Linked DNA regions of Homo sapiens: region 1 is linked to region 2. A link is a loop called in an ENCODE intact Hi-C map of the cell type or tissue named here. Cell type or tissue: gastrocnemius medialis. All regions are shown on one strand. Each heading gives the region's core, and the rest is flanking DNA. Links, peaks and the distances in the headings are about the cores only.

Region 1 (2,918 bases), core at 267-2,766, 52 kb after region 2:
ACCAGCATCCACATAGAAGCTCAAATCAGCAAGTGTTTACCACTTCTGGGAAGCATGTTGTTGCCAAAACACAGGGGCGCTAAGTGGAGCAACATCTCAAGGAACGAGTCTTTGAAAGTTCTTCCAAGGCCTCTCATTCTGCCACCCCGCAGGCGGGCAACAGAAGCAGGACCCCTCCCTGCTGCAGGCAAAAAGGCAAAAATCTCTAAGGATATGCAATGCTCTTCCAGGTTTACTAGGTAAAGACTTCACCTCAAGCGTATACATAGAATCCCATTTTTGTTGAAAATATACATGTATGTATGCCAGTATGGTTCATTCCGCCTGTGAGAATTACAGATAATCTCTATTTTCTATATTTCATTTATATTTTTCTAATAAAAAATTAAGTGTGTAGTTTATTACTCAACAATTTTTTTCTATAATAGTCATCATTCACCTAGAGCCAGAGGAATTATTCTAGACAGATGATACGCCTAAGAGACAGGTTTAACTAACCAAGAACACGGAGCAATAGACTCCCGCAGGACCCCAGCTGACGGAAAACATTTACAAACGTTATTGGGAGGTCTGAGGTCAATTGCTTAGGCTTAAATGAACAGAAACATGTCTATTTAGCAGCCGCAGGAAGACTCCTCAGAAATCACACATGTCACGGGGAAGGAACAATTATCCTCCTGTGTGCTTTGTTTTTAAATAGATTCCCCACCCACCTTGGGAAGAAATGTTCCAGACTCCATGTACAACTCATAAACCACACAGTAGAATTGGGAAGTTTTGTAAAGCAAAGTTGGCAAATATTTGGGAACAATCACTACAGCATTCTCAGATGATCTGAGCACCTGTATGACTCATCACAGCGACAGGTGGAAAACAATTCTGAAGTCTGAGTTACACATGCAATTCTCCCAGACCTGTACAAAACCAAAGCAAACCCATGCACTTGCAACCAAGAGCTGCTCATTTTTCTTGTCGTTTTTGATCAGACTCCAAAAGTGTTTTCTGGTGGGTCTACAAGTCCCTAATACACTGCTGAAAACACCCCCCCACACACACACAGTAGGTTTATCACTGCACTTACATACCACTTTCCATCCATGGGTCCCAAGGGATCTGTCCAAAATCTTGTTTTCATAAGTCTCCAGTGAGATGTATAAATATTGTTACCTCCATCTTATACACAGACAAACTTAAACCTGGAGGCAGTTAAGTGGCTTGTCAACAGTTATAACCCAAGACAAGATCTGTGCAAGCTGCCCTCTGGTCTCCCTTCCTCTGCTGGTCGGCCCTCTGAGCGTTCTCGTTGGCTCCAGTTTAAATCATGTCCGTAGACCATTGTTTCCCTGGCAATGGAGGTGGTATTCTATTTCCTGCCCTGAATCTGGCCCGGGGCCCTGACTGCACCGCATTTAGCCACAAGTGCATCAGCCGTGCGTGAGTGGGGACAGCTTGGCTCCCTGGAAACCTAAGTGGCGTGTGTCAGCTGGCCCAGGCCTGCTCAGAGCCGCTCCAGGCCATGCTGCTAATTCCTCCATCATTTGCCCAAAACAACCCACAATGAAGGCGATGACTTCTCTTGGAGCTGGGCGAACAAATGGGAACATCTCAAAGGCAAACTCATTGGCTCTGCTGCAGTCTGGCCCTTGGGGAGAAATAGCTCTCAGGCATCTGGGACCCGGGTGCCTAGATCAAAACAGCCCTCCCTCTGCTCATTTCCGTGGATGAAATGAGCATCCATGCTTTGCTGTAGCAAAGCGTGCAGGTCACTTGTTACATTCCTGATGGGCAACTGAATTTGCACTTATAATTCCCAGCTGCCATGTTTACTTTTATGTTTATTAATTAAGTGTCCTGGAATGACCACTCAGAATTAGATCCAGAAAATAAGAAGTTACTGGGGCATCCACCAGGTAATAAAAATTACTACCTGAAAAGTGTTTCTCTGATGGCTACAGTCACACTAGAAATTGGAAGGGGAGGCTGGGCTGGTTGCTCACACCTGTAATCCCAGCCTTCTGAAAGGCCAAGGTGAAAATAGTGCTTAAGGCCAGGAGTTTGAAACCAGCCTAGGTAACATAGTGGCCCCTGTCTCTACATAGAGACCCCTGTCTCTACAAAAAATAAAGATAAAAAACATTAGCCAGGCATGGTGGCAGGCACCCATAGTCCCACCTACTTGAGAGGTCATGATGGGAGAATCACTTGAGGCCAGGAGTTGGATTCCAAGCTAGGGCAACATGGCAAGATCCTGTATCTAAAAAAAAAAAAAAAAATCAATAATTAGCCAGGTGTGGTGGTGGGTGCCTGTAGTCCCAGCTACTTGGAAGGGTGAGGCAGGAGGATCATTTGAGCCCAGGAGTTGAGGCTGCAGTGCTCTATGATCACGCCACTGCACTCCAGCCTGGGTAATAGCATGAGACCCTGTCTCAAACAAAAAAAAAAAAAAAAAAAGGAAATTGGAGGTGAAGATTTTTGGGTGAATTTCCTGCCAGTTGGTCAGTAAATACCATGTATTGTCACTTTTAACTAATTTCAACTTCTTTGCCTCTAAAGTGCCCTGTGGACCTTACTGGATAACCAAGCACATCACATGAACTAAAGTTGGGTTTGCTGAGTGGCCCATGTGCTCCCCAAAAACCCATGTGTGCTCCTATCAGAGCCAATTAGTGATCACAATACCTCATCTCGGTTGAGCATATATTCATGCCAGGCCTCCTGCCAAGCATTTTAAATTCCTTAGTTTTAAAAAATACTAGGCTGGATGTGGTGGCTCATGCTTGTAATCCCAGCACTTTGGGAGGCCGCAGTGGGCGGATCACTTAAAGTCAGGAGTTCGAGACCAGCCTGGCCAACATGGCAAAACCCTGTCTCTACTAAAAATACAAAAATTGGCCGGGCGTGGTGGCGCATGCCTGTAA
Region 2 (2,918 bases), core at 154-2,653:
CAACTTGTTCATCTGACTTAGAATTTTTTTTCCTCTCACATAACTTTTCACAGTCAGAAAGAAACAAAATTGTAAAAGTCAGGGAAATACAAGCTGTCTTAGAGCCCAGACTCCTGGGCCTTAGCCTTGGGTGGTTAATACCTTTGGTTATGTCCAGTTATTACCTTATTCTGAGTATCAAAAAACTCAAATGGCTTGACCCATGACTTTGATATAGACGCTGAAGCCTAAATAGATCTTCTTCACCAAGAAACAAGGTATTCAGATCTTTATTCTGGAAATAACATCTGCATATCTCAGTTCTTTTCTTCAACCTTAGCCTATGACAACTGATAACTTGCAGATAGGACCAATCTACATATGCTTCTTTCTAAAACTATATTTTATGCCCCTACTTGTTTGTTGTTTCATTGATTTCCTTTGTCCCTTTCTCTGTTCCCTTTATTTTTCCAAAGAAGTAGCAAACTAAGAAATCTTGAATGGAATTTGTCCACAGGAAGAAGGACCTTCACGGTCAGCAGTCCTGCCCAGCTCCCAGACCTGGGGTCCCCATCAGAAGGGCCCATGAGTGACAAGCAATGAAAGGTACCTCTTCTCTTTGACCAGCAACCGGGAAACAAAGTCCTTGGCCTCCTCCGAGAGCCCTTCAAAGGTGTCAGCATCAAAATCCCAGCTACAGTTTACAATGAAATTCATGGTCTCTGCATCTGTTTCCCCTAGAAATGGGGACAAGCCACTGAGTCTATAGAAGAGAGAAAGGACCATCAGTAGGTGGAGGCCACATTTGCCAACATGCATTGGCAGAATAGAGAAGCTTACAGAGTTCAAGTGGACCTAGCCAGAACCAAGAGGGTTCAAAATAAAAGCACCTCCACTACTTCTCCACAGGATGGAGTCCAGTGTGTTCATTAAAGGGAGGAAGCGGAAGGATTTAAAATTTGGAGGCAAGAAGAATTTTTGGAATAAGTCCCCTCTTGTGCTCACCTCTTTCCACCTCATTCCTGAAGTAAAGAGTAAAATTAGGGCCCAACTTGGTATGCCCAGTTATCAAGTACACATTGATTTAATTTTAGAAATAGAAATAGCCTTCCATGTCCTTGAGACAGCCAGGCTTATTTAGATGCTACCCAGGCCCCAAGCCAAAGGAAAATGGGCTTTATTAGGTTCCCGCCTGAGGGAGGATAGAGAATCAGGACACCCTGACGGCCAGCCTCAGGGATCTGAACTTCCCCAGCCTGGCGCAGCTCCCATATCTGAGTGCAGGGACAGTGCGCAGCAGTTACACAATAATCAGGAGACCAGAAGTAAAACATGACTTTACCTCTGAGGAAGCAGCCACGGGAAGTCCACAGCCAGACAGAGAAGAAAACAGGGAGCACAGGGGTTCAATGATGCCACAAAGGGTATCCTGCCCTGCCCCCCACCCCCTTACCCCTTCGGTGCACTCCAGCCTCATTTGGGTTTTTATTTTGTTTTGTCTTTAAACAGTGCCTCATTCTGTCACCCAGGCTGGAGTGCTATGGTGCAATCATAGCTCACCGCAGCCTCAAACTCCTGGGCTCAGGCAATCCTCCCGCCACAGCTTCCCAAAGTGCTGGGATTATAGGCATGATCCAGCTCCATTTGTACCAAAGCACCTGCATGTCTTTGCTGGAGGGCTTTCTCTCCAGCTGAAGCTTGCTTTACCCACCCAGAAGTATCAGGAAATCAATTCCACCCCATCTCCATTAGTCCACAAGGAATAACTGGTAAGAATTAGTGTATAAATACCCCCTAGATGAAATAACTCTCAGGGGGTATTCCATGATGCATTCTGGAGTTCCCCAGCAGAATGAAACTCCAGTTGCCCACAATCGGGCCTTACTCTCGATGAATACCTTTGTTATTTTCAGTTATTACTTTTATGTCTCAGTACCAAAAAATTCAATGGCTCAAGCCATAATTTTTTTTTTTTTTTTTTTGAGACATGGTCTTGCTCTGTCACTCAGGCTGGAATGCAATGGCATGATCATGGCTCACTGCAGCCTCAACTTCCCAGGCTCAAGCAATCCTCCCACCTCAGTCTCCCTAGTAACTGGGACGATAGGCACGCACCACAATGCCCAACTAATTTTTTTTGGTTTTGGTAGAGACAGGGTCTCCCTATGTTGCCCAGGTTGGTCTTGAACTCTTTGGCTCAAGCAATCCTCCCACCTTGGCCTCCCAAAGTGCTGCGATTACAGGCATGAGCCACCATGCCCAGCTCAACCCATAACTTTGATACAGCTGCTGAAGCCCAAGTAGGCCTTCCTCACCGAGAAACAGGCCTTTAGACCTTTGTTCCAGGGAATAATATCGGCACATCTCAATTTTTTCAATATTAACCTACTAAAATTATAACTTGGAAATACGACTGCCTTGTAAATATGGTAACTGGCTTGATAACATACCCTTCCCTGGCTCCTTTCCTTCCCCATCTCACTACCCTATTCCTCTATTGGGGTTTCCTGGGGTTACCTCCCAAATAGACTACTTGTGCTCAAAATTTTGCTTCTAAGATTACCCAAAGGAAGACAAATGACCCCTGTCCCCACTTCAGAGCCAGGGTGCTAAGCACTCACAGCATGTAGGTGATGACTCCCACACTCCACATGTCTGTGGGGAATGAGACAAACTCATAATTGACGACTTCTGGGGCCAGGAACTCAGGAGTGCCGAAGTTCACCTTCAGCTTCTCTCGAGGCTTGTACCTGGGGAGAAGGGGAGGGTACAAAGAAGCATGGGGTGAGGCCTGGGAGATGTGGTGCTGGGGCTCATTTCTGGTGGGATGCAGACATTCCCCACTTCCCATCAGCCATATGGCCTGGACTCCACACCCACATTACACCTGTGAATTACTGGGGAATAATCAGATCCCAGGCCCCAAACTTCTGGCTTTT

Evidence for each region. A loop is a pair of places that touch in the nucleus more often than their neighbours do. Peaks named below come from ENCODE experiments on the same cell type or tissue, not always from the same donor. Only the 100,000 strongest peaks of a DNase experiment are listed, where the experiment ranks them.
Region 1: a loop joins it to region 2, with 6 times the contacts of the local background. A loop is called at or near these places in 7 of 110 quality-filtered maps.

What each region holds. Positions count from the first base shown.
Region 1 is chr16:46,761,955-46,764,872 of GRCh38, forward strand. It overlaps a transcript of MYLK3 not described here. Among named protein-coding and RNA genes, the nearest start is that of MYLK3, 15 kb to the left of the region's middle. In gastrocnemius medialis, for the core only: no CTCF peak of the experiment used is centred there; a DNase peak (open chromatin) is centred at 1,427; H3K4me3 peaks cover 599 bases; H3K27ac peaks cover 2,500 bases.
Region 2 is chr16:46,710,048-46,712,965 of GRCh38, forward strand. MYLK3 (myosin light chain kinase 3) reads right to left here. Exons shown (of 13, transcript NM_182493.3): 10 at 2,601-2,729; 11 at 590-742. Among named protein-coding and RNA genes, the nearest start is that of ORC6, 22 kb to the left of the region's middle. In gastrocnemius medialis, for the core only: no CTCF peak of the experiment used is centred there; a DNase peak (open chromatin) is centred at 1,244; H3K27ac peaks cover 2,380 bases.